2 separate regions of the Homo sapiens genome follow, and region 2 is linked to region 1. A link is a loop called in an ENCODE intact Hi-C map of the cell type or tissue named here. Cell type or tissue: PC-9. All regions are shown on one strand. Each heading gives the region's core, and the rest is flanking DNA. Links, peaks and the distances in the headings are about the cores only.

Evidence for each region. Peaks named below come from ENCODE experiments on the same cell type or tissue, not always from the same donor. Only the 100,000 strongest peaks of a DNase experiment are listed, where the experiment ranks them.
Region 2: it touches region 1 in a loop (6-fold over the local background); 3 of 110 quality-filtered maps call a loop at or near these places.

Annotation. Positions count from the first base shown.
Region 1 is chr4:185,894,203-185,900,454 of GRCh38, forward strand. It overlaps a transcript of SORBS2 not described here. Among named protein-coding and RNA genes, the nearest start is that of SORBS2, 85 kb to the left of the region's middle. In PC-9, for the core only: a CTCF peak has its summit at 2,543; a DNase peak (open chromatin) is centred at 3,109; H3K4me3 peaks cover 709 bases; H3K27ac peaks cover 3,382 bases.
Region 2 is chr4:185,637,875-185,644,126 of GRCh38, forward strand. It overlaps SORBS2 (sorbin and SH3 domain containing 2), which reads right to left. Exons shown (of 27, transcript NM_001395207.1): 14 at 1,003-1,161; 15 at 205-288. Among named protein-coding and RNA genes, the nearest start is that of SORBS2-AS1, 53 kb to the left of the region's middle. RefSeq lists an enhancer at 496-1,135. In PC-9, for the core only: a CTCF peak has its summit at 3,103 (motif pointing right); no DNase peak of the experiment used is centred there.

The DNA of each region.
Region 1 (6,252 bases), core at 425-5,424:
ATTGAAGGAAAAATATGAAAAAGACAAGAGCAAAAGGATCAAACACAGAAGAAAATGTTGGCAGGTGTTGGGGAAAAGTGGGCGTGAGACTCACCAGGTGCTTCATGGCCCCCAGGGAACTTGCAGAACATCAAAATTAGATTTTGACTGATTTTCCAACAAATTGGTTGGCTTCAGAAGTAAAAAAAAAAATAAACAGAGATAGTCATTTTTATTAGTAGTAATCATCAAAAATAAAAATCGATTTGAAAATTTCTGTGTAGGTTTTCAGTTTTACAGACATAATCTCCAGTTCCTTTTAAGAATGGTCTGAACCCAGAGCCCCTCTGTCCATACCAATTACATCACATGTTACACTGAAGACTTGACCAGCCGTGTCACAAGCACCCAGATGTCTTACCTCGCAAGGCACCAGTGCCTCCCTGTAATTGCTGCACTGTCAGAATCAATATCTCTCTGGGGTCTGCTTTTGAGGTTCAGCCAATCAGCTCCATTGCGCTGACACAGCTCAGCTTATGCCAAAGAGAGCTGCCACCTCAGTCCCCACAAAAGAACAAAACACACCATCATCCCAGATGATGCAACCCACTCCCTCAGCAAACATCACTGTGACTTGAAAATCACAGACTCTCAGAGAATGAAGGAGGCCTGGAGACCAGCTCCTCGGAGCCTAGCACTTTCCTGAAGCACAGACAGGAGGGGCATGATCACACGGGGAGCCAGTGACTGAGCCGGGGATGCCTCCTGACACCCCGGCTGGGCCCATGTCCATGCTGCCATGTATGGCCAGGCATCAGTGTTTTAATGACCCCTTCATCTGATCACATGGCTTTGCACACTTACTTTAATTTTAGACTTGAAAACATGTGATTTACTAGTTGTGTGCTTCTAAGAATCCATGACACAGACAAGAAAGAAGAATGAATTAGGACGATAGGCCCACCGGGGGCCAAAATTCTCATTCTCAGCCTACCTCTCTTATGAGTGACAGGGCAAGCCCTGATGCCACTGAAGCAACAGCAGTGAACTAAGTCAGGGCCAAGGTACAGAGGACTTGTTTTGGTGTCACAGCACCTCCTGAACTCCTTGTCTGTATGTTTGCGTAATTCCCTACCATCCAAACTTCTACTCTATTGATCCATCCCAACACAGAATCCAAGAAGACCAGGTAAGTCTTCCCTTGTCCTCATAACCGAAGCTCGACTTAGGTTCAGATCTCCAGTGGGAATGAATAAGCCAAGGAGGTGAGGGCAGTGGAGGAAAGTGGCAGCGGCGTGAGCATCCGTTCTGCTGCAGCAGATGCAGCGGTCATGGCGCCCGGGCGACACCTGGTGCTGCATGGCAGTGGCATCACCCCCGCCAGGATCCCGGGTGCACCGGGCCCAGTGCCCGGCTGCCTTCTTGCTCAGAGTCAGGTCTCAGTGTCTGTGGTCCTAGACAGTACTTTCTGCTGATTGGCCCGGACAGGTCAGCTGAGAATGAAGGACTAGGGTTCTTCTCTGAGAACTTTGCCTCAACAATAAGAAACTTGAAGAACAGTGACTTTGTCACACTGTAACATTAACAATTTCTTTTTCAGAGAAGTAAAATGTGGGCAAATTATAGTTTTCCTGAAAGAATTTAATTTTCAAATAATTCTGGCCAATCCCTTCATTGTTTTCTTTTGAAAATATTATTATCGGAAAAGTTTGGTCCCAAATTCTCAGCACAGAATTTCATTTGGATTAAAATTAGCCAGAGAGAATGATCAGTAAGGACCAGGAAAAGGGAGTGTATGAGAGTGATGGAGTTTGAAATCTCATTGAGTAGAAATCCCATTGACCACAATTATCCAGCTCTGAACAAGGATCAAATGCTCATAGGCCAAAAAAAGCTCCGGATTAGGCCAAAGAATCTCACTTAACCAACTTGTATATAACAAATACTCCAGTGGATTCCACAGCAATTTCATTTTGGAATTTGTCATGGGAAATAGGTAGGAAAGACAGACTGAAATGGATTCATGCATAAAGAAATGCACTTAAAGAAAAGGGGTAATTTTTGGCATTGACGGGTTCTGAATTAGATACAAATCCTCAGAGAAAGGATTTAGACATGTTGGCCAGGCGAGATGGCTGACGCCTGTAATGCCAGCACTTTGGGAGGCCGAGGCAGGTGGATCACCTGAGATCAGGAGTTCAAGACCAGCCTGACCAACATGGTGAAACCCCGTCTCTACTAAAAATGCAAAAATTAGCTGGGTTTGTTGGTGCACGCCTGTAATCCCAGCTACACGGGAGGCTGAGGCAGGAGAATCCCCTGAATCCGGGAGGCAGAGGTTGCAGTGAGCCAAGATCGCGCCACTGCACTCCAACCTGGGTGACAAGAGCAAAGCTCTGTCTCAAAATAAATAAATAAACAAACAGCTAGTAACTGGGTTTTGACATATGGAAATTCCTTACTTCTTATTTCAATTCACTGCTCTTTTCTAAACACAGAACTACTGTGTAGTGTAACAGGATGATTGGCAGGGGGTGCTCTGTGGCCCCTGGTGTGTGCCCCTAACAAAGAGCCATGTCCTCTGCAGAGAGTTCTTGGTGGAGGAGGCTCCACTGGGAAAAGCCAAGCCACTGGGTGGTGCGTTGCCCTCAAGTTTCCCAGTGATGCCAGTGATACCTGCCCTAAATTACAAATGCTGCTTACACATGGCCAAAAAAAAAAAAAAAAGCACATGTCAGTGATTGGTTGTATTACAAAGCACGTCAGTGATTGGTTGTATTACTGAGCTACTGGAAAAGCTGCAGCATCTGCAGCAATTGCGGAGGCTCAGGAAACAGTACCCCAGATGACAGCCTCAGAAGCAAGAGCTTCTCTCTGCTCACTTCTGCCTTCCGGTTCCTCAGCCCAATTCTCCCCTGAGGCCAGATATAGAAACCAGAATCCCTCTTCCTCCAGGACCGTCACAGTAACCACAACCCCTTTGCCCCAGAGCCAGCCTTAAAACCTAAAAGTATTACTCTAACTTTCGCTCCGCCTTTCTGGGTAAGAACTGGCGATAAAGACACTCTCTGACCCACCTTGTTTGAGTGTAGGTATGAGATCCGATTCCAGAGAGGGCCCCACCCCACACCAGAAGGAAGGAAAGCTGACCAGAGAGGCCAGCAAGAATCTGGACAGACAGGCCTTGCTGGGTGTCCCCACTCAGTCTATTCGCATTAGACCACACCCTTTCGTCCAATCCTATGCCTACACAGCTGCCCATACTTTGTTAAACCTAAGCATAAAAATGGACAGTTTCCCCTGTATCTTTGGGTCTTCAATCTGAAGGCTCCTATGTACACATTAAGAAAATTTGTACATCTTTTCTCAAATGAATCTGCCTTTTGTGAGTTGATTTTTCAGCGAACCTTCAGAGGGTGAAGGGAAAATTTCTCCTAGGCCCTGACACAACCATAACTACTGCAGTCTGAAACAGGTATGCTCCACAGCCTACAACAGGTATAGAAAGTCACGGAACACAGATGGCTAAGGTTCAAACCAGCACGAGAGGGCGTTCAAAAAGCTAAGGAGTTAGGCTGGGTGCAGTGGCTCACGCCTGTAATCCCAGCACTTTGGGAGGCCGAGGCAGGCAGATTACCTGAGGTCAGGAGTTCAAGACCAGCCTGGCCAACATGGTGAAACCCTGTCTCCACTCAAAAAAAAAAATTTAGCAGGATGTGGTGGCAGGTGCCTGTAATCCCAGCTACTAGGGAGGCTGAGACACAAGAATCATTTGAACCCAGGAAGCAAAGGTTGCAGTGAGCCAAGATCATGCCACTGCACTCTAGCCTGGGCAACAGAGCAAGACCCCGTCTCAAACAAACAAAAAAGCTCAGGAGTTGGATAGCTCCACAGCAGGGGCTAACATTCCATCTAAGCAAAGTGACTATAATCCAACCACTTTTTGACGTCTAAATAAACTTGTGCCTTTAATGACTGTTTTCTGATTGACATCCCATTACTGCCTGAAGGCAAAACAAGCTGAAAGGGCAAGATTGTGTGATAGCCAAAGAAACTCATTCACATATTAAGCCATTGACAATTTTAAGACATATTCTAAATGGATCATTCTAGCAATTAAGTGGAGGGGAAATGAACGGTAGGGGACATAAGCAGGGAAACTAGAAAGAAAGTTTGACAGTTGATGTCAAAAATAAGAAAGGCTCAAACTAGCACCATGTCTGTAAGGAAGAAAAGAAAGGGAAAATTTCCCAAACATATATTTAGAAGTTAAATCAATCACACTCTATTCACTGGACGATGAAAGACTGGGTGAGGAAAATAAAAACATCAAGAATCATTGCTCGTGTTTTTGGAGGCAGTGTTGCTTGGGGTTAGTCAGTAACGGGTGGCAAAATAAGAACAAAATAATGACTACCAAAACGCAAATGAAACTAACTAGCGGCTACGTTGATTTGCATCTCAGCCTTATTGCTTGTCTTTACCTCTGGGAAAAAAATTGAAGAAGTAATAGAAATAAAATGCAGAGTGGTATGGAGAGGGCGTCAGTTTAGCAGGAGGTAATACCCAAATCTTTAGAAAAAGCAGAGAATGTTATTTGGATACCGTGAGCTTCACTGTAGAGGCCAAGGCATGGTGAGATTTAATAAAGGTGCACAGAGCATAAATCTAAAAGGCGATTATGCTAGTATAACCCACACGATATTGTGGATGACGTGTTTAATGGCAACATCCTGATCCACTCTTGCCTAGGGGATGTTAATGGAACTACACAAAACCTATCATGCTTTGGTTCAATGAGAGATTTTTTTTTTTAAGCTCATACTTCAAGCAAGGAACCTAAAATCTCTTCCATGATCACAGTGTGCAGAGGCAATACTAATTTTCAGAGCAGCCTGATCTGGAACAAAGGAGACAGGAATCAGGGCAGCCTCTGACAGAGTGCTCACAGGAGAAAGAGATGGTGCTGCCCGGTACAGCCCCTCCCAGCATTCACAGGCAATGGCTGGAGGTAAGAAGCACCAGGTCCGGTCTAGATAACAGCATTTGGGACACACAGCGGATAATCCAAGCTGGGACAGGCAGAGGCTACTCCTTAGTCAGATGGTTAAGGTCTCGAAGAATTGGTGACTGTCATCAGGACCCGTTCTCTGTGTTTAAGTGTGCACAGGGATTTGGACATATTTTTTATTTTAGAGTGTAGATTCTGTCGTTCTCGAAAATCTTTTTCATTTTGTGAAGTAGCGAGTTTATTTTTATTTTTTTTAAGAGACAGGGTCTCACTCTTTCACCCAGGGTGGAATGCGGTGGCGTGATCATGGATCCCTGCAGCCTCCTGGGTTTAAGCGATCCTCCCCCCTCAGCCTCCCCAGAGGCTGGGACCCTGACAGGCATACTCAGCACTGAGTTTAAACCCACCTAACAACCAACTACGCAACATGCCCAGGCACTCCCAGAGCCAAGATTGTCTAGTTGAGTCAAGGGCTTGATATCCAGAGTTGGAAAAATAAAGAGCTCTCCTTAACAAATTGTATCTGAATAAGTAGACTTGTGTTTGGGGGAGCCAAGTGTTACAGTAGAGCCCAACGAGTATTATACCTTCAGGCTTCGCACGTTCTTTACAGTCATAAGCACTCAGCAAATGGTTACCATACTGGACGCCATGGAAGACTTATTAGAAGGGGGTAAAGTTGGAAATATGAAAATGAGTTAGGCTGTGGCCACAGCCTGGAGGAAAACAGGTAAGGGTTGATCTAAGATAGAGGCAACGGCACTAGAAAGGAGGAGACAGCTGCACATGGTGGCACACATCTGTAGTCTCAACTACTAAGGAGGCTGAGGAAGGAAGATCTCTGAGCCCAGGAGTTTCAGATTGTCGTGTGCTATGATCACACCTGTGAATAGCCACTGCACTCCAGCTCAGGCAATATAGTAAGAACCCATCTCTAAAAATAAAAAGAAGAAGGGGAAGAAAGGAGAAGATAGCTAAAAGAAATTTAGAGGCAGACAATCGTTCATAAGTAAAAAGGCAGTGAAGTACATAGGACAAATAAGTTACTATACTTGAGAGTAAAATATTAAATTGGCTAGATCCTAACTTGTGAGAAATAATAGAGCTACCCGTTCCATACTGACACCCAGCAGTGAACCACACAGCCTTTAGGTTAACAACGGGACTTTCTCCAGTCAAGTACAAGTCCCAGTTCTCTTATCAAAGAGAACTCAACTTGGATTTATATGAAGATCAAAGAAGCCAGCTCTGTAAGTCATACC
Region 2 (6,252 bases), core at 634-5,633, 260 kb before region 1:
CCTACAAACCACATAGGAAATGTCTGAGCACATTTGACCATTTGGTACAGAAATGAATCTGGACTACGCTGTACCAAGTGTGTGTATACATTATGCATTCGGCCTTTGTTCTCTGAATGACACCCACGTCTACTGATAATTGTATTTTAGAAATCAAACAGTATACTCCTAGTTTTCTTATATTAATAGTCTAGCCTCACTTACCGGGCGTCCAAACTCCAGTTCTGAAAAGAATTTATACCAGGGCTCATTTTCTAAATCTATGTCATCTGGATTTATGCGATCAGTCTAGAGCAGATGTGAAGGAAAAGGGAAGGAAAAGGCACACTGAGCAAAGTGAGGGAAACGCTGTGTGGCATGAAAAACTCACGCGCGCATTGACACGCAAACATGCATCAACTCTCACCCCACGAACCTCAGCAGGAGAGAACGGAGGAAGTAAAGTAAAACGAGTAGCATGAGGATGTGAAGGCGAGCTCCATGGCAGGGGGTCCCTAGCTGTTTCCTGCGTCCATCGTTTCTGATTGGCATAAGTTGTGGGCAACTCTTGCTTGAGTTGATCCACTTACGCTTGAGGCATGAACTATGGACCACTCTCTGCGGCAGCGAGACTGGGTCTGGCTGGCACGCCTGATGTTTGGAATAGGCTCAACCCAGTCACCAAATAGCTCTTTTGGGCGAGTCACTTCATCGTCCCTGCCCTCATTGGTGGCTAGCAGTCCCAGCATGGGAGCCCGCAGTCTGCAGACAATTCACTCGGGTGCAGGCAGGTGGTAAGCCTGGGATGGGGAAGGGTGCGGGAGGGGTGGGAAGACAGGCGAGCTGGGGGGAGGGGGACAGGGCATTGGGGGGCTCTCAGGGGCCTGTGGATGAGAAGATTCTGGGGCCTGGATGGGTGCGAGCGGGACCCGGGGGAGTGGGAGTCGCCAGGCTCTGAGCAAGCAAGGGCTGCACCTGCACCTCTGCCGGGCATGAAGAAAGGTAAGGAAGGAAGGAGCTCACCCGGGTGGGAGACAGAGCCGGGGCGCGCGAGCTTGGTGTGGGGGCGCCACTCCGGGGCGGAGGGGAGGGGCTACCAGTGACTTCTCCGAGTCGGGAGCTAGAAAGAGGCTTCCGGCCAGGTTCCCTTGGAACAGGTGTCGGAGTTGTTGGGAGAGGGGGCTGCAAGAAAGAGGGGTGCAGAAACTGGTTCATTAGATGGAGGCTCTGGGCGGAACCGCGAGGACACCCTGGCAGCGCGCTGTGCCTGCGTTAGGCCGGGAGGGGAGAGGCCTCCGGACGGCGAAGTGTCCCTAGGGACCCAGACGCCTCGGGAGCGATCCGGGCCGCTGCGAAGCCCTGCCCACCAGGAGTGGATCCCCAGGATTCACCTCCCGGCTGCCTGCTCTGAGCTGAGAAGGGGATCTGGTTCTTCACAATACCGTGGATGGCGGGGAAGGGGAGGGAGCCTGGGGTAAAATCCCATCTTGGTTTCCTCGATGTTCTAATTTAGAGAAAAAGCCAGTTTTATAATTGACCTGCTTCCCTGCAGAGGTTTCTGAATGTTGTTTTTAAGATGAAAAAACTAGCAGTGTTAATATAAACAGTTGGAGAAAATACATACAATTATTCTAGTAATAGAAAACAGATGTAGAGTGTTTACCTTACCCAGCAGTGTCCTTAATATTTTCAAATAATACATGGCTGACTAGATTGATTTAGGCTGCTGATTTTGTAGTAAATCTAAGAGCTTAAAGTACTATATACAAGTTATTACTTCTTTGATAATTACTATATGACACTAATTAAATGTGGTACAATTGAAGAGTACAGTATCTTAAGTCAGAAAAAAAATTCTAAGAAAAATTATATGGTTCCCTAAAAGCCATTCACTCTGGCTAGGAGAGGAGCTGTGACTCCCAAGACATATTCTAGGAGGACTATTAAGTGCTCACTGCTTCAGAACAATTCAATATCATTTGCTTACAATTCTTAAAGAAACTCAGGGACTTAAACTGAATAGCGACATCTTGGTTGTGAAAAAAATGCTATGTAACCTTCGCAGTGCTGGGAGCTTGAAATGTTCCATATTCCAACAAAAGCCATGATTTTGACATTGTTCTACTGTTTTATTGACTCGTTGCATTTACAAGTTTTGCTAATGATACACAGTCTACACTTACTAATAAATTATACTCACAGTGTTTTTAGTGATGTGACTTTGTTTCAATATTTTATAATAAAAGATTATAGGAGTAATTACAGACAATGATAGAAAAGTTTGAGGCATCGTGACAAAATAGTGCAAAAGCCTAAGTTATCCAAAAGATGTAGTGATCATAATTATAAAGACTGTGTAGTGTCCCTGGGAAATGCTTACAATGAGATACCAAGCAGTCAAAACGGAATCTAACCACGCACCTGTACAGTAGTTACAAAGGTATTACAAAGCTTGTCTCTGCATGAACACAGTAAAGAAGTCACACATACACAAACGACTACAATGGTGTTCTGGTATTGCGACTGTTTGTTTTTTCTTTCTTTTAAATATTATTTTGCTTTATTGTTGTAATGTTATTTTTGTAATAAATAAATTCAGAGAGAACATCCTACTATTAGACATAGGAAAATGCCTAGAAATCTTGAGATATTTTTCCTTCTTTATGCCAGTATTATATTTGGTTTACACCTCAGAAGTAATAGTGAAATTGGTAGAGACAAAATATTCTAGTAACCAATTTGCTATTTTCTGTTGAATTTAAAAATTTAATTCAATTTATATTTGATTCAATAGTTGCAATAGTATTAATTGAGATTTTAATGTCCATAAAATACTATTTTTCTCCAATTATTATTTAGATCATTATAGATGCATAATTGTTCGTGAAATGGCTTTGCTGGAGCTGGTTTTTAGGGTAACTGACAGGAGAGAGAATTTCCAGTAATTTCTCTTCTGTTTAGAGAGACATACTATTTCTTCTACAGGAAAACTAACCTCTGACTCTTTTAAACTTCATAGTTTCTAATGTTACACACTGAATGATATCATTAATTATTATAACTTCTGTTTTCAAGAATAGTATTTTGTTTTGCCAAGGGGAGATAGAAACTTCTCTTAGAGGAAACGAATCTGTTTAAGAAACATTATGAACAGCAGAGGGCAGCCAACTTACTAAATGAATAAGACTTGTTAGCTATGTAGCTTCACTTTGACTCCCACATTAAGAAAATATGTAACAAATGGATATACCAAGTCCTGATTTATAGTAATGCATCTCTATGATAGAATATGGAAAAGGAAGCAGAATATCTACCATCTTGCATCATACCTTAGAATGGCAGTTTTCCATGAATTATGCTTTTGTTTATTTAAATAGTCAATTTATAGTTACAATGGGCAACTATCTAGAATGCATGCCAATAGAAATTAGCAGAGAAAACACCCAAAACAATGATAGCTGGTAATTATCGATAACTTTGGAATGCAATGAAAGGCACATGTTTGAGCAGAGTTGTGTTAAAGGAAGTGTTAGTGGCAGAACTAGAATTTTCTCTTTGCTGTGGTTGCCGTATTGAATCTTTTAAGTCATGCAATAATTAAATGTCCTATGGTGACCTGGAGGCACTGCTAAGGAACACAGAAGCCTCGCAACAGTCAGTGACACACATACAGATGGTCAGTCAACAGATGGATATACACACAAATCACTAATCTCAGTAATTTAACACTTTCCATGTGGAACATGGACATTCCTTTGAGTACAGCACTAATATTAACACTCAGAAACTCATTTAGGAGGTATGATTATGGTTTACTCTAATTGCTCATAAAAGGCAAAAGAGCAAAGATACTGATATGCATCTTTCTAGCCTTGGTGTGATTTTTTTGTTGTTGTTTCTTTTCATTAAAAAAAAAAAAAAACCCACCAGCAAACCTCCGTTTAAAACTAACTTTGTTAGTCATCAGTGCAAGAGGACGTGTTCAAGAAAAGCTACAACTATAAATCACAAGTGATCCTTACTTAAAAGCTACCAAGGGTGAACAACTTTAAAAATTTTAGTGTTTTCTATAATTTAAAAGCATTTAATTGCTTTTGTGGTTATCGAGATTCCACTAAGTATTCTCAGTGAGGCATGTGCTTTCTATACGTTGTTCTAAACAAAAAGAAGTGCCAGGGCTATTTTGTTTTTCAAATTACGCTCATTCCATTTTAAGTTTTAATGACATTGACTACCGTGTTTTATATTTATTGTGGTTTCACAATAAATGCTATATACATTATTAGTTGGGATAATTCTTAATGGTCATCAGATGAAACTCCTTAAATTTTTATAGTTAAGTATTGACTGACAATCTTTATTGATAAAGAAGCTTAAGTTCATTAAGGGTTTAAGTTGCATTTCAACTCTGCTACAGTGTTTTCAATGACTATTTTCTTCTGCTTTTATCATTATGTTCAAGTTTAGTTATTGTAGGTTAGGGTAACATTTTCATATATTTTTTTTTTACTTTATCAAGCATACAGAGGTCCTAAACAAATGCTTTATTAATTTTTTTTTTTAAATTTAACATTACTCACCTACAAACATATCCAATGCAATGGGATATAAAGGTTTTAGTAATATAATCCCAGCAGAGTTTTTATGATTGTCTCATGGAAAAATTAAATTGTGGAAATACGGTTCTGATTTGTGGTTCGAGTCAGTTCAAGGCAAATTCCTGGTGACTGCTAAGTACTTTTCCAGATCAAACATTAGGCCCAATTAATTAACATTTCTAAATTTACAGTCACATGAGTATTTATGAGCTTCAAAAAAGTGCGCTCACTTTTACTTTCCCTGTTAAAGAACATAAACGCATATGCCACTGATTCCTAAGGAAGATCTCTTTGCCAGGGTCTTGGGAAGATTTTTGTTCAAACAGTACTACCCCCCTGCCTTCTCTGTATCCCAGGGAATCGTGGAATTATGAGTCACTACTAATAGCAGTGTGTCAAACCCCTCCAAGAATGTTTTGAGACCCACTGGGCCTTTTGCACTAGAAATATATAGGCTTCATGGATAAACAACAGAACAAGGATTCAGTCCCTCACCAACTTTTTCCACTGACTGCAAGGGTGAAACCTGTGTTCCTTCATTCACTTAGAAATTCCACGAATGCATATTCACTGAACACCTGCTACAGGCCAGGCATCGTCCCAGGTGTTGGGATACAACTGGTGGACCAGTCACAGCCCTCGCCTTCAAGAAGCTCAAGATCTCATGAGGAACACAGTGTGCCATGGGCACACAGCAGGGAGAGCCTCCAACCTAATGCAGAGGAGTCAGGCACATTCCCTGGGGGAGGTGGGACTGTGCTGGGACCTGGAGGATGGGATAGAATTCTCCATGTGAAGGAAGAGGTGGTGGGGAGAGCTTTTCCTGGTGGGGAGGTGCAGCCTTTACAGAGGCCCAGCAATGCGGGAATTGAAAGTTCTCTGTGCAGCTGGAACCTAGCGAGGCAGGGAGGGTGGGAGGAGAGATGAGGCTGGAGAGGTCAGCTGGAGCCCAGTCACAGGTCTTCTATAAATTATGCTCAGGGTTTCAGATTTTGCTCGAAGGACAGTGAAGAGCCAGAGAAAATTTTGAGCTGGAGGTTTTATAAAGATTTTCTAAAGATTGCCTTCGCTGTGGTGTGGAGACTAGACTGGAGAGGTAGGGAAATGAATCAGGTGGCTGTCACTGTAGCCCAGGCACGGACAATTGTGGGCCAGAAGAGAGGAGCAGCAGTGGCACTTCTCCTGGCAGGCGACACTGAGTCCACTGCAGGAGAGGGGAAAACCCAAGATGACCCTTTGGAAAAGTGGGCAGATGGAGAGGCCATGTAGAGATTCAAAAGAGCAACACAGAATTGCCCAGGTGTTGTGTATATTTTTCAAAAATTGAAAATGAAAAGAGCAAAGGAATGCTTCCAAGGCATCTTGGAGTCAAAAGACATGAGAATGCATGAATAAGACCTTGATACCCCTCAGCGCTGGCCATCGCTGCGACGCCACTCTCATTCAGCACGCCTGCTCTTCAACCTCTAGCCTGTATTTTCAACACTTCAGAATCTTATGTAAACTATATCAGTACGCGGCCAGTCTCTACATCACCACGGCCCACTTGGCTCTTTTTGTTTTCTAATTTATAGAGGCAATTGAAACGAAGTCAGGACTAATTTTTTTAAAAAGATGATGAGCTGGTCCTACACTGGAAAGGCTGGCCAACATGTCCCATATGGCCAGCTCAAAC